4 separate regions of the Homo sapiens genome follow, and all the other regions are linked to region 2. A link is a contact called in ENCODE Hi-C or POLR2A ChIA-PET data. All regions are on one chromosome and are shown on one strand. The core of a region is the stretch at or near the end of the contact, and the rest is flanking DNA. Distances in the headings are between cores, read along the strand shown. Region 1 holds the start of DUSP14 (dual specificity phosphatase 14). Region 2 holds the start of C17orf78 (chromosome 17 open reading frame 78). Region 3 overlaps TADA2A (transcriptional adaptor 2A). Region 4 overlaps ACACA (acetyl-CoA carboxylase alpha).

Region 1 (5,802 bases), core at 2,507-5,006, 110 kb before region 2:
TTTGTCAACCAAACACAGTGGGAAAACCATTTCTGGTATTTGGGTGGTTAGTCCAAACCATATAACTAAATAAAAATACGCTAGCACATGACAGGCCAGGGATCGGACTACCCAGGGACCTTTATTCATTCATTCAGAAAATATTCAAGCATAATTGTGGTTAAACAGCAAATACAGTGACTTACAAACTCAAGGCTGACACCACTGAAGGAATGTAAATTGGTACAACCACTTTGGAAACCAGGTATCAACTAGTAAAGCTGAAGGTATGCACACCTGACTCAGGGCTGTTCATAATTGCCCCAGACCAGAAACAACCCAGATGTCCATCAACAGTGGAAAGGTAATTTGTGGTATGTTCATAAGACAAAAATGTACTAACTGGGCTGGGTGTGGTGGCTCACACCTGTAATCCCAGCACTTTGGGAGGCCCAGGCAGGAGGATCCCTTGAGCCCAGGAGTTCAAGACCAGCCTGGGCAATATAGTGAGACCTTGTCTCTAAAAAAATTAAAACACAAAAACTACAGGCATAGGCAACGATATGGATAAATCTTTTAAAATAGCATGCTGCAGAAATTTAAAAAATTATATATGTGCGTGTGTATATACATACATACACACACACATACATACACATACACACACACACACACGATGCCGGCCAGAAGGAAGGATTCACAAGAGTATCTACTTTTAGTTTGCACTGAGGTTAAAAACAAGCAAAATAAAACTATGTCAATTAGGGATTTATATTTAGGGGATAAAAACTATAGAAAAGAAGGAAATGATTTCCATAAAAGTCAGGGTAGTTTCTGGCTAGGACCTCTGGGGGAGGGAGAGAGTGTGGAGTCAGATTCTTGACCTGCAAGACAGTTACACTTATGTTTTCGTTAAAATAATCCATCAAATTATCCATTTGTTTTAGACACTTTTTTACATAATTCACAATTCAATAAATCTAATGTTGATTTCTGGGAATTCAGAACCATGACAACAATTCTGGCCAACTCTCTCTGAATGTCACTATTTGCCTGTCAGCTTCATAAGGTCAGAGACCGACCTTACTTGCCTTCTTCCTCTGTATTCAGGCACAGCACCTTTAGCATGGTAAAAGTCCTCGGTAAATGTATAATATATAAATCCACAGAATCCTGACATGAATTTTGTTTTAACCCATCCATTTCCTGAAATTACCGGTTTGAAGGGTGCCCACATTAACACTTTCCTTTGTCTTCACCCAGGTGAAGTGAAGCTTTCATAAATAATAAAGCCATCTTAAATGTTAGCTCTGTAAGTTTATACCCAGGCCTTGGTTGCTTTAGCAACTCTCCCTGTCTTCCACTCCCTTTGACGTTTCTTTATAAGCAAAGACAAGACAATAGGCTAGTAGTCCTAGATTTTTTTTTTAAATAGGAAAGTTTTATTCAGCACCTAAGAGTAAAACCTAGGATCGTAATGATTCTACTACTTTGAAGTTGTTTAAAAGGGGTAATTTGCCCCTTGCCCTGGGAAGTAACACCGTCTATCAGGATTATTAAAACTTTACCAACAGTTGTACTTAAACACATTACTTGTTCTTGACAGAAGCCAAATCTTTATAAACAGGACAAGTCAACTTTAAAATAATTAATTTCGGTTAAAAAACCACTTTGTGCAAACGGACATTTATAAAAATGCTTAGAAAAGTCTAAAAAGATATACACAAACCGATCAAGATGCACTCGGCAGTTACTTTTGAGGAAGAGGTTCAAAAGAAAGCTTTAACCTTATTAGTAAAGTTTAAATCTCACAGAGAATGGTTAATGTATTTCTTGTGATTTTGGGAAAAGCATTTTTAATCCATTTTGCCTTAAAATCCCAATTGCAAAGGAACCCATCAAACATAGCCCTCCCTAAAGCCCACTTTTTAAAAATGTTAAAGTATTAAAGGATTTCCTGGACTTACATACTTGGCTAGTCTTTTATGATATGAATATACATTTATGCCATTCTATTAATTATTATTACAGAATTCATACCTGCAGTCAACCGATATGAAAGCTTTCAGATGAGAACTCAGGACACACACGTTCAACAGTGACATTAAAACGACTTGGAATGAAGGAAACTGTCTCCAGTTTTATGGTGGAAAGCCAAAAATACCAAGCAACTACCTCTCCTCCCCCAAGCGTCAGAAGATGAGTCAGAGCTGGAGGCAGGAATAGGGCCCATGTGTCAAGCCTCCTGTGCAGGGCTCCTTCCTACCTCCTCGTGGCAACCCTCGTCCCTCCCTCAGGTCAGGGTCTCTGCCCCGGCCTGTCCCTGATGTGAAGTGTCCCTGATGTGAATTCTCAGGCGTCTCTGGCGAAGAAGAGGCGTTCACTGTGGGGGTGCCTCCTTCCCTGCATTTCTCAAGGGAACCAAGACTGGGGGCCTTTATGAGTCCACAACAACTAACAATAACCAAATCGCAGCTCAAGGGAGTGGAGCTTCCAGACACACGCACAACTCTGCAAAGAATACAGCACCTTTGTTCCCCTGGTTTTAGAGAGCAGGAAGGAAATGAGCGGAGAGAAACTGTGACTTGTCCAGTGTTACTTAACTTTGTGGCAGAGCTGAGTCTCAGGCATGGAGCTGCCGGCTGGCCTCGGCCTCTCTGACTCTTAAGTGATCTGTAGAATGTCAGGGAGGACGGTCCAACATTCCATCATACTTCTGAGTGGCCTTAGGGACTAGGAATTCCAGGAGACTCTGGGTTAAATCTCTTGGTCCCTATTCTTTTAAGGTTACTAAGGATACCCGGAGTTTGCTCTTCGCCTCCGTTTTTACATCTGTAAAACGGGATGGTAACGCTCTCCACCCCCCTCTCTTATAAAACGATAATGAACAGCTAACGAGTTAACACACACTAAATGTCCGGAGGTCCTGCTGGATAGAAAGTACAAGGTGGTTTTAAAAAAAAAAAATCTCTGCATGGTAAAACTGCATTTGTAAGTCGCTCCTCCTTCCCTAGCCTCTGGGATGCCCAGTTACCATAACACTGGCTGGTACCACTGGCAACATCCACCTAAATAAAATACAGTTATACAATCCACTTAAGGCGGCCACAGCACGCACCCCCTCTTTACAAACAACAACTCAACTTCGCTCCGGAGCAAGGGTACTTAGGAGAAATAAAAAGACAGATGTTAGCACCGCGCACACCCATCTACCACCGCAGAGAAAGACTCAAGTTGGACACTTGGCATCGCTGAAAGTCAAGTTGCTTCTATCCATGCACCAGAAACCTCGGGGAGATGCAAAAAGCGGCGGCGCGCTCCAGAGCGGGTGGATGCCAGCGAGAGTAGGCGGCCTCAGCGGGGTCGGAAGGCGACGGAGGAGGCGCGGCCGAGGCTGCTGGAGCCCCGGGGCACAGGGACAGGGTCGCGGGGGCGGCGCGGCGCGGCGGGGGAGCGGCAGGGGGCGCACGCTCAGGGCCGGCGAGGGTGCGCTGCGGAAGGTCTCGGGCCTCTCCTCCGCGGGCCGCCCCGAAGAGTCAAGGACCGCCAGGGAGCAGGTGGGGGCGCCGGCACAAAGTTTCCAGAGGCGGGGTCGCGCGGGCCTCTGGGTCCCCCTGCGCCCAGGGACCCGAAGCGCGAAGTCCCGCCCTCCCGCCCCACCCCAACACCTTCCCCACAACCCCCACCCCCGGGCCTGCGGGTCCCCTACCGGCGCGGCGCGGCGCGGAGCGGGTTGCGGTTAGGGCTCCGTCCTCCTGCGCGGCCACCGGCTTCTGCGGGCTGGGCGCCGCGCGCGCCGCCTCCTCCTCCCTCCGCCCGCGCCCGGGGCGGGCCGCGCGCACGCTCCCTGCGCCTGGCCGCCCTCTCCCGAGGTGGGGGGACGCGACGCGGGGCGGGGGGACGCGCGGGGCGGCAGGCGGCGCGCGTGCGCGCTGGGCTTCTGCGCCGTGCGGTGTGGTCCGGGCGCGCCCTAGCTCCCGAGGCAGCAGCCTCCCCTAGAGCGCTCCTCCGTGCAGGTCCCCTGGTCTCTTACCCTGCCTCACACACCGGCGACCCCTCGCTTCCCCAGTCAGCGTCTGCGTATGAGCCGGGCTCGAGGCGGGCTGCGGGGGCGCTCTGCTGGGGTGCTTTCGGGATTGGAGAGGATTAAAGGCGAGAAAGCAAATCCGATACAGGTGTGAAGCCGCCGCGGGTGGCTCGGGACGGCCTCGACCCCACCCCACCGCCTCCCTAGCCCGGAGAGCCCGGGGGTTGGGACCCAAGAGCGAAGGGAAAATCAGTAGCGCGGCAGTTCCTGGCTGACGCTTGCTGGAACAGGTACGGGCAGCCGTGGCGCCCGAGACCCGGAGGTGAACATGCAACCTCCGTGCGCATCTCCACCTGCTCTCGCCACGCCAAGGTGCCGTCCGAGTCTCGGAGCCCACACCCACCTCCCGAGTCCCCGAGGCAGGGCAGGGGTTCTCCGGAGCGCAGGCGGGACACGGGCATTTGAGGGCTCATTTGCTGTGTGACTCTGAGGGTCTTTTAAAATTCAGGTCTGCCCATCTGTAACATAAGTCGGTGCGAAACGGACGTTTTCCAGCACAGCCCCGCCTCCCCTCCGCCTCTGGCAGGTGAAGGGAGACACGTGGGAGGCAAAGCGACTTCCTCAAGGCTCTGCCGTGAGTCAAGGCACCTAAGAGTCCTGACTCCATGCCCAGTCCTTGACTCACCAGCCCCTGCTCCTCGCCGTTGCAAATGGTTGGCCTCAGAATTGCTGAGCAGTCAAAACGAGTAGGCATGGGTTTGCGGGGAGGGGTGGAGGGGAGAAGTAAAACCCGCGTTTGGGGTTTACATCTCCCGATGTCCTCAACCAAAAGCTTTGAAGCTTTTTCATGTTCTTCCCGATCTCCACTGCCCAACCGGCTTCAGAGTCATCCGGTGCGTGCTGGACTATCTAAAAGTTAGTGATAATTTTAATCATAATCCTGGGAAACGAAAAAGGCCCAGACTAGAGAGATTTATTTTCGTCTTCGTAAAAAGAGAATCAAAGCTTTAAAATTAGGCAAAATTAATCTAAGAGAAAACAAAGCAGCATACTTTGCTAGATTCAGGAAACCACTGAGTTCAAATCGTGCCTGGGAAAAGCATCTTCCTAAAACTAAATTGTGACGTCAGTTCACTTAGTGACTTACTTGTTTACATGCCAATACGAAAAGAGCAAATCTCTAACAGAAAGGATTGTGTGTTTTCATTTCTGCTCAGCACCCCCTAGTCCTTGAAGCTTCAGTCAATTCAATGACTCAGCAACACAAATAGATGCATCCCTCTTCACATTCCAGCTTGTTACACTGTAGGCAGGTTTCCAAAACAAGCTCTAGTGACAAGGAGCTAGGCATTTTCATGGATTATGGGAACTAAACCTACCATGAAGAGTCAGTGAAGAGGGAGGTGGGCTAAAATAGAGTTTGTGTTGTGTGCGATGTGCGTGTCAAGATTTAGAGATTTAGAGATTAAGTAGAAAGAAGTGCTGGAGTCAGACCATTTAATGACTGTACAGACATGCCCTGGGGTAGGGAGGCGGTTTATGCCTTTACAGAATGTGGAAGTGCGGGCTTATACATGCCTGTACCAAAAATGCAATTTGAAGTTATTCTCTTCTGGACCAGCACTGTCCAGTAGAACTTTGTGTGATGATGGACATGTTCTGTATCTCCACTCTCCAGTACAGTAGCCACTAGCCTCATGTTGCTACTGAACACGAAATATGGCTAGTGTAACTAAGGAAGTGAATTTAAAATTTTATTTTAGTAAATTTAGATAGCCACATGTGGCTAGTGGCTA
Region 2 (5,936 bases), core at 2,352-4,851:
TTCGCAACCTACTCATCTGACAAAGGGCTAATATCCAGAATCTACAATGAACTCAAACAAATTTACAAGAAAAAAAACAAACAACCCCATCAAAAAGTGGATAATTCATTTTCTTGTAGCTTTTCCTGCTACGGAGTTCTGGCTGCCTTCAAGGATGTCAACTAAAAGTTAGTGCCTGCCCCCTTCCTCTTTTCCAATCTCACCTTTGCCTTTTAGAAGAGATCCAGTCTGAAACTTGGATGTGGGGATTAGGTGACAGCTTGAGGAGGCAGAGCTGTTTCTGCGGGGAGCAGCAATGATTCTCAGGTTCTTCAAAATATGCTTGACCTTTGGCCTTCTCTCCAAATATACAAGGTTGACTTTTACTTTGCTGTCAGAGCCAAGGCACTGCAGGGTAGCTATAGTCCGGTTTTGAATGAATGTTGTCCTTTTGGTTTCTGTGTGAGTTTCTGGAAGGAGAAGAACCAGATAGAAAAATGGAGCTGGTTTTGTTTTTTGTTTGGTTGGTTTTTTTGAGACGGTGCCTTGCTCTGTCACCCAAGCTGGAGTGCAGTGTCGCAATCATGGCTCACTCCAGCCTCAAACTCCCTCGATCTCCAAGCAATCCTCCCACCTCAGCCTCCTGAGTAGCTGTGACTATGGGACTACAGGTGTATGCCACTTTGCTCGGCTAATTTTTTAATTTTTTAAAAGACAGGGTCTTGCTGTGTTGCCCAAGCTGGTCTCGAACTCCTGGGCTCAAGCAATCCTCCCACCTTGGCCTCCCAAAGTGCTGGGATTACAGACATGAGCCACCGCACCCGACCTTGAAGCGTTTGCTCTTGTGGTCCAGGCTAGAGTGCAATGGCACGATCTCTGAGTTTTGCTCTTGTTGCCCAGAGTTTTGCTCTTGTTGCTCAGGCTGGAGTGCAATGGCGCAATCTCAGCTCACTGCAACCTCCGCCTCTCTGGTTCAAGTGATTCTCCTGCCTCAGCCTCCCAGGTAGCTGGGGTTACAGGCGTGCACCACCACATCCAGCTGATTTTTGTATCTTTAGTAGAGATGGGGTTTCACTATGTTGGTCAGGCTAGTCTCAAACTCGTAAGCTCAAGTGATCCACCTGCCTTGGCCTCCCAAAGTGCTGGGATTACAGGTGTGAGCCACCATGCCTGGCCAAAGCTGGTTTTTAATCTGAACAGTGCCAAGCTAACCCATTTCCATTCATGACCCCTGCTAAACTCCACTGCTGTACTTTCTCTCCTTTTAGTTAACTTCTTCAGTTTGTGTTCATAGTACTAATAGACAAGTCCTGCCTTTCTTCTGCCATGGTTCCCATGAAGGTTGGTGACAGCAGTAAATTTAGCACAGAGAAATGCTCATAGATTTTTCTTTAATGCAGAGAGGGGTAGGTTCTGCCTCCTTCTCTTTTTTCATCTCCATCCATTTGAGTAATATAAGCATGCCTTAGGTAATGACAGTTAATTTAAAGATTGGTTTCCAGAAAGCCCCCTGGGAGGATACATATCCTTAAAATAGGATATTTGAGATATGGGCTAGGAAGTGGGAAGATGAGATATCTTTTAAAGGTAAAAATTTTTTGGAATGGCAATATCATTTTCCAGAAAGGACCCATTCCCTACCTTGCATTTGCAATTCTCTGATGCTTCTCACGTCTTTTGGGAAGATCCCAGGCAGCTGTTCCAGTCGGCAACTGCTATCTCTGAGGTCTGGGGGTGAGCAGAGGGGGAGGAGGGGAACCGGGGAAGGTTTGGGGAAAATCAGAATTTACTGGTACTTACTTTTTAGAATTCTGGGCAATGGAGAAGATATGAAAGATTGCAGTTCCTGCTCATAAAACTTGCAACTTGGGAGATCAAACACTCTCTAAAAAGACTTTACTTTTATTTATTTATTTATTTATTTATTTATTTATTTATTTATTTATTGAGACGGAGTCTCACTCTGTCGCCCAGGATGGAGTGCAGTGACGTGATCTCCGCTCATTGCAACATTCACCTCCTGGGTTCAAGGGATTCTTCTGCCTCAGCCTCCCGAGTAGCTGGGATTACGGGCATGCACCACCATGCCCAGCTAATTTTTGTATTTTTAGTAGAGATGGGGTTTCGCCATTTTGGCTATGCTGGTCTCAAACTCCTTACTTCAGGTGATCCACCTGCCTTGGCCTCCCAAAAGTGCTAGGATGACAGGTGTGAGCCACCACGCCCGGCCCTCAAAAAAGAACACCCAGCCAAATACATACAAAGTAGTAGTTGACCTAGTATAAAGAATACTGTGTACCAATCTATTACCCTTAGGACAAAGAAAGGTCAAATAGAGTTAAGAAAATTTACTAAGTTAATGAAAGTCTAACCAACCCATTTCCTTAAATACTGCTTATTTTCTCTTCTCCCTCCTATTCTGTCTTCTTTCTTGTATTAAATAAAGCTTTTGGAGATTTATATTGTCTGACCTTGGTATCTCTATAGGTTTCCACAGAACCATAGGTCTTAGTTATTTATGCTTTTTGGCACATAATTCAAAGGGTTGTGACATTTTTATAATTTGTCAAATTCGTTACTGCTGCACTTTGTGCCATTTGGTCTTAATTCTGATTAGCTAATTTTATTTTTTTATTTTAATTTTTTATTTTTTGAGACAGAGTCTCATTCTGTTACCTAGGCTGGATTTCAGTGGTACGATCTCAGCTCATTGCAACCTCACCTCCCAGGTTTAAGTGATTCTTATGCCTCAGCCACCCGAGTAGCTGAGATTACAGGTGCATGCCACCATGCCTGGCTAATTTTTGCACTTTTAGTAGAGATGGGGTTTCGCCATGTTGGCCAGGCTGGTCTCGAACTCCTGACCTCAGGTGATCCACCAATCTTGGCCTCCCAAAGTGCTGGGATTACAGTCATGAGCCACCGTGCCCAGCCTTGATTAGCTAATTTTAGAGATGAAATGTTTATGAAACTTTGAAAACTCATATTTTAAATAAGCAGTTACCAAAGAGCAGCAAATGATGCCATTCCACCCAATATCACCCTTTCCCTCAGCTCTCCCCACCCAAGAATATCACCGTCTAGCTATTTACATGTACCAACTTAAAAAAGGCAACATCTTATGAACAGTATGAATTTGGGAACCTTAGGTGATGACAATACTGAAACTCTAAAGAAAGCCATCCAACAGTGAAAGGACTTTTAATGTTAATTACATGAACAAGACATAAGAATGCATCACATTCTCTGAAGACCTCTCATCATGAAACAGACAGCTATCTCTCTGGAATGAATAAGTTGCAGTCCTTCTTAGAGGCGAGTGGATACATGGGATTAACTCTGGAAAGTATTGCTTGCTGGATATCAGCTACATCTCTATCTGGTGGAAGAGACCCCGAAACTCTTTCTAGGCCTCTCTCTGTATTTTCCAGGAGATTAGGCTAGAGAATTACATACCTTTCTTGTTGGCATCATAGGATGCAATGATTAGGCTGAAGACCAAGATGGTATCCATGTTAGCTTGAGCACATGCTCATTGCAGACAGACCACTGCTCATCTGTCACAGCCCTTGATAGCTCTGCCTCTAGTTGCTTTCACCACACGCAGCTGGAACCAAGTTTGACCCTGAGAGACTCTGATTCCACCCTGATTATTTTGCCCCATTTCCTGAAGACCCAGGAATAGATCTAATTGGAGAAAGGGCTAATTCTGCTTATTAATAATTCACTCAGACTTCTTCTGACTTCGCTGCCGGTGCCGACATAGAGAACTAGATTACCTAGAGGTTTCTCGAGCAGGAAGGCCATAAACGCCCATTGATATGCTTTACAAATACTTGCAGATAGACACGTAGACATTTACATGCATGCTCACTGACACAGGCACAGAGATTTATATACTTTCATGAAAAGATGTGGAGATTTCTAGTAAGGAATATAATTTCTAGAGCAGGAATTATAGAAATAGAGCAGGAAACTAGGACTAGGAGTCAGTACAATTGAGTTCTAGTACAGGCCCTTTTATGAGCTATCACCTTGAGAAAATTACTTGACTTCTTGGGATCTAAATGTTCTCTTCTATAAATTGAGAGTCCTGAACCATATGATCTCTTTTTTTTTTGAGGCAGAGTCTCGCTCGGTCGCCCAGGCTGGAGTGTAGTGACACGATCTCGGCTCACTGCAAGCTCTGTCTCCCAGGTTCACGCCATTCTCCTGCCTCAGCCTCCTGAGTAGGTGGGACTACAGGCGCCCACTACCATGCCTGGCTAATGTTTTTGTATTTTTAGTAGAGACAGCGTTTCACCGTGTTAGACAGGATGGTCTTAATCTCCTGATCTCGTGATCCACCTGCCTCGGCCTCCCGAAGTGCTGGGATTACAGGCATGAGCCACCGTGCCTGGCCTTTTTTTTTGTGAAATGGAGTCTCGTTCTGTTGCCCAGGCTGGAGTGCAGTGGCATAATCTTGGCTCACTGCAACCTTCATCTCCTGGGTTCAAGTGATTCTCCTGCCTCAGTCTCCTGAATAGCTGGGATTAAATGTGTGTGCCACCCTGCCGGCTAATTTTTATATTTTTAGTAGAGACAGGTTTCACCATGTTGGCCAGGCTGGTCTCGAACTCCTGACCTCAAGTGATCTGCCCCCATCGGCCTCCCAAAGTGCTGGGATTACAGCCGTGAGCCACCCCAGCCGGCCGTGAACCATATGATCTCTAGAATTAATCCAGTTATATATATAAACTCACATTAGCACAGACATACCTATTGAGTTTTGCACATCTTCACACTCCTGAATAGTGAAGTGAGTATTGGTGGACAACATTCTGATGACCATTGGGCTGAGAGGTTGTGAGGAAGAGCTAAATACGGCAGGTGAGTGGTACTGTCTGTGGCTTGGGAAGGTTTTCCTAGACAGATAACTGTTGTTGAAGATTTTTCCAAATTTGTATTTTTTTAGTGTCTAGTGTAATAATCTGTAGACTTTGTCATGGCATAGATAGATGGAGCATAAAAGAGAATGAAGGGCCGGGCGCGGTGGCTCACGCCTGTAATCCCAGCACTTTGGGTGGCTGAGGCGGGTGGATGACCTGAGGTCGGGAGTTCGAGACCAGCCTGACCAACATGGAGAAACTCCATCTCTACTGAAAGTACAAAAATTAGCTGGGCATGGTGGCGCATGTTTGTAATCCCAGCTACTTGGGAGGCTGAGGTAGGAGAATCGCTTGAACCTGGGAGGTGGAGGTTGCAGTGAGCCGAGATTGCACCATTGCACTCCAGCCTGGGCAACAAGAGCGAAACTCCGTCTCAAAAAAAAAAAAAAGAAAAGAAAAAAAAGAGAATAAAGATCTACCCCATCTTTATCAAACTCTACAGCTTCTTTGGTCTTGTTTTATTTTGGAGATGGGCTATGTTTTGTAGAGACACAGTCTCACTGTGTTGCCCAGGTTGGTCTCAAACTCCTGAGCTCCAGTAATCTGCCCACCTTGGCCTCCCAAATTGCTGGGGTTACAGGTGTGAGCCACTGCACCCAGACTAGAAAACTTTTTAAAAAAGTTTTGCTATGAGAAAGAAAGCAGAGAAATGAGGCCACTGACTAGAGGGAACATAAATGCCTCACATCTTTATTGGTCCAAGGAAATCTTTATTCATCCTCCCCACCCTCTTGCCTCTGGCTGCCTGCTTCTCTTAGCAGAGGAGGTGGTTAGGGCAGAGGGGCTCCATTGCCTTCCTTGGGTTTTGTGATTTTTGCTTACTATTTCCTTAACATGATGACATGATTCTCTGCTCCCCTGAGGTATTATCACCTTCCCTCCTGTTGCTCTATTTGAAACTCTCTGTACATTAGTTCCTAGATGCCACGGTACAATGCTGCCACCTTGGAGCAGGAGTAGGAATTGATCTGAGGGCTTGCTGTTCTCATCCAGTGTCACAAGGTGGCAAAAGAGCTCACTTTTCCCAAA
Region 3 (5,388 bases), core at 2,720-5,219, 72 kb before region 2:
TGCCTCCCAAGTAGCTGGGATTACAGGTGCCCACCACCATGTCTGGCTAATTTTTGTATTTTTAGTAGAGACGGGGTTTCACCGTGTTGGCCAGGCTGATCTCAAACTCCTGACCTCAGGTGATCTGCCCGTCTCGGCCTCCCAAAGTGCTGGGATTACAGGCATGAGCCACTGCGCCAGGCCCATTTCTGCGATTTTTGTAAGATACAAGATGCCATGTTGTTTCCTGAGATTTGTGTAGGAGTGATTTAATTTTTAAAAAAGGCCAGGCATGGTGGCTCACACCTGTAATCCCAGCACTTTGAGAAACTGAGGTGGGCAGATGGGTTGAGCTTAGGAGTTCGAGACCAGCCTGGGCAACATAGTGAAACCCTGTCTCTACAAAAATGTACCAAAAATATAGCCAGACATGGTGGTATGTGCCTGTAGTCCCAGCTACTTGGGAGGCTGAGGTGGGAGGATTGCTATAGCCTGGGAGGCAGAGGCTGTGGTGAGCTAAGATTGCACCACTGCACTCCAACCTGGGCTACAGAGGGCGTCTCAAAAAAAAAAAAAAAGCCAAAAAACAAAAAAACCTGTAATCCCAGACTTTGGGAGGCTGAGGTGGGAGGATCGCTTGAGGCCAGGAGTTTTGAGACCAGCCTGGGTAACACATTGAGATTCTGTCTCTACAAAAATTTTTTTTATAAATTAGCCAAGTGTGGTGGCGTGTGCCTGTTGTCCTAGCTACTTGTGAGGCTAAGGCGGAAGGATCATTTGAGCCCAGGAATTCAAGGCTACAGTGAGCTAAAGATTGTACCACTGCATTCCATCCTGGGCAACAGAATGAGACTCTGTTTCTTTTAAAAAAAAAAGCCTCTGAATAAATACTGCTGATAATTGGTACTACAGTTTGATCACTTCAGTAGTTTAAACTTGTACAACTGGCTCTGGAGAACAAAAGGAAGAAAAGAAACACATAGGAGCAAATGGGAGGAGAACTGGAATTCTCCCAGATAAAAATTCATATTTGAAGCTATCTCTGAGCACACTCAGCAGCAACTGAATACAATATCTTAACTGTATGAATAACCTAGGGAGGACAACAGCACAGCAGGCAGAACAGAAATGAGAAGGCAGAATCTACAAGAATGAGAATCACTTGCTCACAGTCTACTTAAAGCAGCTGGAAGCTGCAGTATAAGCTAGCAAACAGAGAACCAGAGATCATTAAAAATAAACAAACAAACCAAAATCACCTGTAATTTGTCCATTGCTACAAGGCCCCTGAAATCTCAGCTTTGGGGGAAGCACAGTCTCCCTGTGATTACACTGGAGAATGATAAAGTTTCCAAACGGCTAGCCTTAAAATATTTCAAGAAGTGGGCAGAAGTCAGAGGCAGCTCCTTCCCACTGCAATGTATTTCTAACATTGTTCAAAATAGCTAACAACATGTTTCTGTTTTCTTGACAGAAGGCACTTACTGCTTGCTTGGCAAGAAAACCAACTCAGAGGCCTTAACTGCAGGGAGGCCAATCAAAATCCCTACTGCGACCAAACAAGTAGAAACCTGTGACACAGGTATTCCCCAGAAGCAACACTATTTAAGTCATTTCCCCCCAAGCTTTTGGCCAAGATGCACACAAACAATTTTGTGCAGGGAAGATCATGTGATCTAATGGCTAAAGTAAGCAACCAGGAAGCATTAGGCCAAGCTTATCCAACCTGTCGCTCGTGAGTCACATGCAGCCCAGGACGGCTTTGAATGCAGCGCAATACAAATTCGTAAACTTTTTTAAGACATTATGAGTTTGTTTGTTTTTTATTCCTTAGCTCATCAGCTATCGTTAATGTATTTTATGTGTGGCCCAGGACACTTCTTCTTCCAGTGTGGGCCAGGGAAGCCAAAAGATTGACACCCCTGGATTAGGCAAATTACTTAACTTCTTTGTCTGCTTCCCTGAATGTAAAACAGGAAAATATCTATTCCTCAGGAATGTGTTGAAGCTATAGAAGATAACAAATGTGAAACCTCACAAAAATGAAACAGCAACAAACATTCAAGGTTGAGCCTGAGCAACATAGTGAGACCCTGTCTCTACAAAAAAATTTTAAAAATTAGCCAGGTGTGATGGTGCACGCCTGGAGTCCCAGCTACTCAGGTAGCTGAGGTGGGAGGATAGTTTGAGCCCAGGAGGTTGAGGCTGCAGTGAGCCATGATTGTGCCACTGCACTCCAGCATGGGCAACAGGGCGTGACCCTGTCTCAAAAAAAAAAAAAAAAAATCAAGATTGTAAAGACAGCTAAGTATTGTACAGTATTAAGAACACAGACTTGGGGATGACTCTACCTCTTGCTGGCTGTATGATCTCAGGCAAGTTATCTAACCTTTCTATGCTTCAATGTCCTCATCCACAAAAATGAGGATAATAATAATATGCAACTCATAAGGTTTTGAGGATTAAATGACTTAATATATATGAAGAGCTTAGAATGGTAACTAATAGTAAATGCTATATGTATTAGCAATTATTACTGATAGTATTCATGTCTAAAATATCCTATGTATAAAACAGTGAAATCAGGCCGGGCACGGTGGCTCACGCCTGTAATCCCAGCACTTTGGGAGGCTGAGGCGGGTGGACCATGAGGTCAGGAGATCGAGACTATCCTGGCTAACATGGTGAAACCCCGTCTCTACTAAAAAATACAAAAAATTAGCCAGGCATGGTGGCGGGTGCCTGTAGTCCCAGCTACTCGGGAGGCTGAGGCAGGAGAATGGCGTGAACCCAGGAGGCGGAGCTTGCAGCGAGCCAAGATCGCGCCACTGCACTCCAGCCTAGGCGATAGAGCGAGACTCCGTCTCAAAAAAAATAAAAAAAAAAAACAGTGAAATCACTATAAGTGAAAGGAACTGCCAGTAGGTGAATATACAGAGACCAGGCTGGACCTCTGCTCTACTAATTGTTAAAGGATTTAAAGGCTAATAATATGTGCCAAAGAAATACAATTTGAAAAATACAGTGAAAGGTGAAGGGGTCCACAGATCCAAGCCTAGGAGAGAAAACTTTCTAAAATTACCTTTCCAGAACAGAGGGAGAAGAAATTGTGAACTGTACTAAGGTGCAACCCTGAGAAGTACTGGAAACACAGACCCAACACATAGGAGGAGCTCATCATATCTCTTGCTTGCCTGGGTTATGGGGCAACAATGACTTGGAAGACATTACAACCAGGACTTTAGGATCCTGAGAAACTCAGGGAAAGAGTACTCTAAAAATTTAGGAAGAATTTTTACAAATGAAAGGAGATGGGGAAAGAGATGGCAGCAAGAAGGAACTACACTAAGCATGTGCATTGAGATCTCACAACATACATGAGACAAGACAGTTCTAAGATATGAGTCTTCTCTCTCTCTCTTTCTGAACCAAACATTTCTGCTTATTTCAATAAAATATGAGTAAGTACCAATTAGGGATCACGGAACTTCCTTATTTTTCCTTGGATACTGCTTCACTTGCAGTATACATTTGAAATACATTCTGAAAGCCTTCTGGTATGGCTGCAATACAATTATCCCTCCATTGTGTCCCAGGTCTCTATAATGAACCATGCAAACCAAATTTATTAAACAAATTCCATGATTCAAGGCAAAAATCTTTGTGTGGGTGAGGAAAAGGTCTTGGTGGCATCAGCCAATATTCTGGATAGGTTCTAAATACAAAACCCAGCCAAACAGTCTGCAACCTTCCAGTAGTTCTAAATGAGGAACCATAAAAATAATGTTGTTAATGCTCAGTAATATTAAGAGCATAATGGTATAATGGAATGGTAACAACACAAATCTGAATTATGTACCATGTTTCATTAGAGACATTTACACTCTGACTAATCAGTGTCACCTCTTCTTTAATGGCAGAGGACATAAAGAAACAGCAAGCAAGATTCCAAGCACTTACTCATGATTATACCATGACTCAGAAGCAAGCCAGAGGCTGAATCAGTGTCCTGATTTCTACAAAATCTGTGCCCCTCTAACTGTTCCAGGTGTGCTTATAAAGCCCCTTTTCATTCCTTCCTGACTTTCCATGGGCTCCTAGTGCACTTCACTGAGTGTTCTGCGAGTGACAGCTCAGGGACAATATGCTCCTGGACATGGTCATGCTGCCACAGGAGCTGCTGTAAAGACTCAGAGCTGTAAACAAAATACCTCTCTGTGGCATGAGCAAGTCATTCCTTTGGTCTGTAGTGCTGACAAGCTTCTTTAAACTGTTATCATCTTTTTTATTTTTTAGAGGTGGGGGGTCTCACTTTGTTGTCTAGGCTGACCTTGAATTCCTGGGCTCAAGAAATCCTCCCACTTTGGCCTCCCAAAGTGTTAGGATTACAGGTGTGAGCCAACCATACCCAAATCTGAAGTGTTATCATCTTTTTAAAAGCATTCATTTAGGGCCGGACGCGGTGGCTAACCCCTGTAATCCCAGCACTTTGGGAGGCAGAGGTGGGCAGATCAGTTGAGGCCAAGAGTTTGAGACCAGCCTTGCAAACATGGCAAAACCCTCTCTCTACTAAAAATATAAAAATTAGCTGGGCATGGTGGCGCTAATCCCAGCTATGCCAGAGGCTGAGGCACGAGAATCGCTTGAGCCTGGGAGGCAGAAGTTGCAGTGAGCCAAGATCACGCTACTGCGCTCCCGCCTGGCTAACAAGGTGAGAGTCTGTCACAAAAAAAATAAAAAATAAAAGCACTCATCTAAACATCTTACAGTTTACTATGGGGCAGAGGGAAAGAATTATTATTTATGTTGTGTTAAAGCTAACTATGTATAAAGATTAATAACATAAGTTCCAGTTATAGCTCAAATGAAAATCAATAATTTACAGGGCTATAGAAACTTCAGGGAGAGTACAAATACCTAAAGTATGTTATGGGTTTGAAAAGCTAACTGAACTATAAATTGCTGATCAATCAGTTGCTTCTGTTTCTTTTTATCCCCACTTAATTACAAAAAGGACCCCAAGTGAACCAGAAGGAACTGCAAGTCCTACTCCCATGAAGAATGAAGAATGAAATTAAACACCGACCATTACTATAGTTTTCTTAATAATGTTGAGAAGTATGAATGAAGACCTTGGATTAGGCTCTAGAGAAGTGATTCACCAAGTCAAGCCATTATTAACATTATAGATGTTGACTTTAAAATTCTGTAAAAAATAAATATATAGGTAAAAATAAAAAGCAGGGAGGAGGAGGAGGAAAAACAATAATAATATTTTAAAAATTTGTTTTAAAGGTTTTTTTTTTTAGAGACAGGGTCTCACTGTGTTGCCCAGGCTGGTCTTGAACTCTCGGCCTCAAGTGATCAGCCAGCCTCGGCCTCCCAAAGTGCTAGGATTATAGGTGTGAC
Region 4 (5,006 bases), core at 1,563-4,062, 100 kb after region 2:
AAAAAAGAAGACTTTATTGATCTGGTGAAGTTGGATCATGAAGAATGATAACATTATAGCTAGATTTGTCAAAAATTTAATTCAGCATACATTTATATATATTGAGCTCTCACTCTGCACAAAAAGCTTACTACATTAGGTTTTACAGATGGTACAAAGATAAGTCAAAGCATAATAGTCCCCATAATTTATGATCTCCTTGATATGTGAGGGGTGGGGGGAGGACAAGACAAATACATAAATAGCTATAATACAAGGCAACTACATGTGCCAGAAATGAGGCCAAGGTGTTACAGTCAGGATTCTTTTCCTGTTTCGTTTTTAGGTCCTCCAAGCCAGGCCATGTGGGCTTTAGGGGATAAGATTGCATCTTCCATAGTGGCTCAAACTGCAGGTATCCCAACTCTTCCCTGGAGCGGCAGTGGTAAGAACTGAATTCTTGTTTGTATCTTGAAGTACAGAATAGCTCAGTAGGATATTTGGGACTTACCTCTTTTGAAAAAGTATTGGTATACTTGACAAGAAATGGAATACTGGTTGATTAATGGTACCTTGTAGCTCCTAGCTTAATTAATACACCTGTGATTCTTTTAGTAATATAAATTTAGTTCCAGGTACACAGATGCTAAATTGTGATCTGGAGTGATCTTGTGAGTTAACTTAGAAAAACTCTGGGAAAACATGTATATGGTTTTGTGGGTTTAGATGTACTCTGGGTAGGCTAGAATCTTCCTCAGAGGTGGGCTTCCCAGGGGGAATTGGGTCTTCAGACCTGCCTGGGAGTAGCCTGGATCACTAGGAAAAACCTAAAACCCACTTACTCAAATGTTTCCTTGCCAATGTTTTTTTTCTTTTTTTTTCTTTTTTTTTTTTTTTTTTGAGTTGGAGTCTCACTCTGTTGCCCAGGCTGGAGTGCAGTGGCATGATCTTGGCTTACTGCATCCTCCACCTTCCGGGTTCAAGCAATTCTCTGCCTCAGCCTCCCGAGTAGCTGGGATTACAGGCACCCGCCACCACACCCGGCTAATTTTTGTATTTTTTTGTAGAGACAGGCTTTCACCATCTTGGCCAGGCTGGTGTTGAACTCCTGACCTTGTGATCTACCTGCCTTGGCCTCCCAAAGTGCTGGGATTACAGGCATGAGCCACCGCGCCTGGCGCCAATGTTTTCTTGATATCAACCCACAATCTATTGATGATTTGATTTGACTGTTTAAAAACCATTCAACCTCAGTTGCCCTTGATGCAGAAAATGAGGTCAGTAATTAACCTTTCTTCCAGGCATGCCAGAGGGGCAAGAATTTTCAAAAAGTGATTTATTCTCAACACATCCCTTAAACAGTTCCATGTGAATTATTATAGCTGATAACAATATGAACCTTTTTTTTTTTTTCTTAAGTACTCAAGCACTGGGAACAGACATACACTAAAACCTCTTTTAAATGGGAATGACCACTGTCTTGAGGCTGAACAGATTTGAACCCTTGTTACTCTGGCTCTCCAGGGAGATTGCAATATCCTCTCCAGATCTGCTGGGTCAAATAGTTTAAAATAAAAGGTTGAATTTGTTCTTGTTTGAATGGAGAGGCTATAGTGTTCCCCTTATGGCTGAGTACAGGGACGTTCAGAGAGCATGGAATCATGACTCTGCTGAGGCCAATAAAACCGCCATTTCTATTTCCAAGGGCTCATAAAGATTGAATTATTTCCCAGACCTCTTGGCCCTGGAGCAGGCCTGAACACACAGTTTGAAGGTATTTTGCCTGCTGAGTTGCTGTGAGAAGTATGCTATGTTCTTTTTTTGTTTGTTTTGATCTTGTACGTCTTTGCATTTTTATAAGTTGCTCCCTGTTAGTTCGGCTGGCTTTTGCCAGCGTTAAGAACCCAAGTTGCCGGGTCATGCTGTGGCTAAATCCTGTTAACCCCAAGGACTGATCAGGGTTTTATGGCATCCTTCTTTCTCCCATCCACTCTCAGTTTTGGGTAAATATGATAGCATTTCAAAGAATGCAGAGCAGAAAATTGACAAGAGCAGAAGATCTTGTAATTGCCCTAAGTTGCTATTGTCTGTTGCAGGTCTTCGTGTGGACTGGCAGGAAAATGATTTTTCAAAACGTATCTTAAATGTTCCCCAGGAGCTATATGAAAAAGGTTATGTGAAAGATGTGGATGATGGGCTACAGGTAGGTTACTAACTCCAGGGAGTGATACCTTTCAGCTGACCAGTTATAGTCACAAATGTGGAGATTGGGAGCCTGGCTCGTGATATATACCCAAGGTGGTGTTAGGGATGTAAGACCAGGAGGTGTAGTTTGAAAGTATAGAATACGCTGGTTTCTCTTTAGATTGCATAAGTCTTTTGCCTTTAAAAAGTACAGATTGAGGAAGTGACTTTAAATGTAAACAATCTAAATTCATTTTGAAGCAGGCTGCTCATCTGGACAGAACATTTCTTAGGTGATTAAGTCAGAGTTTTAAGGAGGTGCTGATTCTCTCTCTCTCTACCACCTGTTAGTGTGTGAGGGCGGGGACAACAAACAACATACTTTTTCTACTGGTTGAATTCAGAACCAAGAAGCCAGGAAGCAGAGATCAAACAGTCAGCTTTATTATGAACAGAGATGTTGATGAAAATGGCTTAAGTGTGTAGCAACATTCAGATTTGTAAACTAAACACCAGAGTTAAGCAGGCTCACTCACCCACTGGTTACTGGCAGTGCTGAATGACCACAGATTTCCCTCGACAGAGAGAGAGAGCTTAATTCAGCTTAGTGTATGGCTGAGAGCTGACAAAGAGCATATGTCCTGTGCAGTGGGCTGATCCCAAAGGGGAAAAGGCTGAGCTATGCATATTCAGTCCCTCCTTCCAAGTTGACCAATCACATAATTTATTATTTTTCCCTTGGGGAGGAGCAAGGGAGTGAACCAAGAAAGACTGAAAGTGTTACTCTTAATTATTGTCTATCCATGTAGAAATGTGAACCTAGGCAAAAGGAGATCCTTTCCCCAACATTACCTTTTCTTTCCTTACAGTTCCCTCCAATTTGTTCCCCTTTCACTTTTATAAATAGTTTAAAGTGTTGGTTATGCTTCCAGGTATAATGAAAGATAATGAAAGAGGCTATTGTAGAAAAATACACTGCTTGAGTTTGACTTGTGTCATGTAAATTCAAGAGGGATGCTGAATGTTCAAATAATTTTGTTGTATTGTTTGCATTTTAAGTTAAACATCCTGTAATCTCCTTAATAAGAAGAATTAATATTTCTAATTGAATTTCAAATGCTTTATTTTGTTTGTTATAATTTGCAAAAGAGTAGAAGCTCTTTGTAAGGAACTAGCTATTCTAGCTATTTTGCTTATCGACTAACATTCTTTTTTATTTTTTCTGGTTATAATTATAAACAGCATTTTCTGGTAGAAAATTTGAAAAGCCAAAGATGATGATAAAGCCACATGCAAACACACCATCCAAAGATAATGCCCATTAACCTATTCATTTTTTTATCCCTTTTCAACTCATAGATTTATATCATATACAAATCTTTATTAATAGATTCCTATACTTATAATTATGATAATTATAAGTTTTGGGTCTTACTATTTGTATTGTGTTGGTAATCATAATACTTTTTTCTACTTAATATTTTTTTGTCCTTCTACCTCCCCGCTCCTTACTTAACATTATATTAAAGTGTTAAAATTCTTCCAAAATATTTTTAATGGGTGACCTGTGACTAAAGCTTTCATATATTTTTAAAAGGCCTACCTTCTTACTTACTGACCTCCTATGGGATACCCCCTTTTTTTTTTAAGTCTTTCTCTTTTTTTTAAGCTATCTCTTTGATCATCTATCACTCAGCAATTGAGTTCATCATACTAATTCTGTTTATATGAGCATAGAAAAGAATAAAGAAACATTAGAAAAGGTGAGACTGTGCATAAAAGATTTTCATTCATTAAGTAATCGATTGACATAGATTAAAAATTGAAATGTTCTTTTTCTGGGTGATACTTATTTTATTTTATTTTTTTGGGTTGGAGTCTCACTCTGTTGCCCAGGCTGGAGTACAGTGATGCCATCTTGGCTCACCGCAACCTCCACTTCCCAGATTCAAGTGATTCTCCTGCCTCAGCCTCCAAGTGGCTGTGATTACAGGTTACCGCCACCATGCCCAGCTAATTTTTGTATTTTTAGTGCAGACAGGGTTTCACCAAGTTGGGCTGGCTGGTCTCCAACTCCTGACCTCAAGTGATCCACCCACTTTGGCCTCCCAAAGTGCTGGGATTACAGGTGTGAAGCACTGGGCCAGGCCTGGTGATACATTTTAAAGATATTCTTATAATGTAGCAAAACCTTAAAAGACTGGAATATTTTGACAAAGGAATGACTTGGTTATTTTATTGAAACAGGGTCTCACTTTGTTGCCCAAGCTGGAATGCATTGGCACGATCTTGGCTCATTGCAACCTTTGCCTCTCAGGTTCAAGCAATTCTCGTGCCGCAGCCTCCCGAGTAGCTGGGATTATAGGCATGCAGTACCACGCCCAGCTAATTTTTTGTATTTTTAATAGGGCCAGGGGTTTCACCATGTTGGCCAGGCTGGTCTCGAACTCCTGACCTCAGGTGATCCACCTGCCTCAGCCTCTCAAAGTGTTGGGATTACAGGCACGAGCCACTACGCCCAACCCCACTTCAGCTTATTTTAAGTGAACTCCTTATGTCTTTTTTTTTTTTAATTGTAATACATGGATGCCTGCATACTATAAGCAAGAAATTCCAATAATGCAGAAATACATACAGTGAAAAAGGAAAGTTTTATATCCACGCATCTTTCTTTGTTTTTTGTTTTTGTTTTTTTTGAGATGGAGTTTCGCTCTTGTTGCCCAGGCTGGAGTGCAATGGCGTGATCTTGGCTCACTGCAACCTCCACCTCCCAGGTTCAAGCGATTCTCCTGCCTCAGCCTCCCAAGTAGCTGGGATTACAGGCATGCGCCATCACACCCAGC

What was found. A loop is a pair of places that touch in the nucleus more often than their neighbours do. ChIA-PET counts read pairs that join two places held with the same protein, here RNA polymerase II (POLR2A). Pooled maps may share reads with other maps.
Region 1: a loop to region 2 is called in a map of GM12878, with 7 times the contacts of the local background. The contact joins the promoter of DUSP14 here to the promoter of C17orf78 in region 2. A Hi-C loop is called at or near these places in 4 of 168 maps with a recorded cell type or tissue (CD4-positive, alpha-beta T cell, GM12878, IMR-90 and 1 more), 5 of 37 single-sample maps with no recorded cell type and 13 of 50 pooled maps. POLR2A ChIA-PET finds 5 or more read pairs at or near these places in 6 of 52 experiments (A549, HEK293, MCF 10A and 3 more).
Region 3: a map of ovary shows a loop between it and region 2 (5-fold over the local background). The contact joins the enhancer-like site here to the promoter of C17orf78 in region 2. A Hi-C loop is called at or near these places in 1 of 168 maps with a recorded cell type or tissue (ovary), 1 of 37 single-sample maps with no recorded cell type and 9 of 50 pooled maps. POLR2A ChIA-PET finds 5 or more read pairs at or near these places in 9 of 52 experiments (AG04450, GM12878, IMR-90 and 5 more).
Region 4: a loop to region 2 is called in a map of mammary epithelial cell, with 4 times the contacts of the local background. The contact joins the enhancer-like site here to the promoter of C17orf78 in region 2. A Hi-C loop is called at or near these places in 5 of 168 maps with a recorded cell type or tissue (Caco-2, Calu3, K562 and 2 more) and 5 of 50 pooled maps. POLR2A ChIA-PET finds 5 or more read pairs at or near these places in 3 of 52 experiments (HEK293, PC-3 and WTC11).

Annotation. Positions count from the first base shown.
Region 1 is chr17:37,487,845-37,493,646 of GRCh38, reverse strand. It overlaps DUSP14 (dual specificity phosphatase 14), which reads right to left and starts at 3,756. Exons shown (of 3, transcript NM_007026.4): 1 at 3,689-3,756. RefSeq lists an enhancer at 1,871-2,656.
Region 2 is chr17:37,373,650-37,379,585 of GRCh38, reverse strand. C17orf78 (chromosome 17 open reading frame 78) reads right to left here and starts at 3,601. Exons shown (of 7, transcript NM_173625.5): 1 at 3,436-3,601; 2 at 1,621-1,707; 3 at 204-449. The coding sequence starts at 3,493. The region is part of intron 1 of ACACA (acetyl-CoA carboxylase alpha); the gene reads left to right.
Region 3 is chr17:37,446,497-37,451,884 of GRCh38, reverse strand. All of the region lies in intron 8 of TADA2A (transcriptional adaptor 2A), which reads right to left. Among named protein-coding and RNA genes, the nearest start is that of DUSP14, 41 kb to the left of the region's middle. Within about 2 kb of position 3,969, at least 3 of the 41 ENCODE cell types and tissues checked have a DNase peak (open chromatin) inside an H3K27ac peak, as active enhancers do.
Region 4 is chr17:37,271,369-37,276,374 of GRCh38, reverse strand. ACACA (acetyl-CoA carboxylase alpha) reads left to right here. Exons shown (of 56, transcript NM_198834.3): 8 at 326-424; 9 at 2,076-2,182. Among named protein-coding and RNA genes, the nearest start is that of SNORA90, 29 kb to the right of the region's middle. Within about 2 kb of position 2,812, at least 2 of the 41 ENCODE cell types and tissues checked have a DNase peak (open chromatin) inside an H3K27ac peak, as active enhancers do.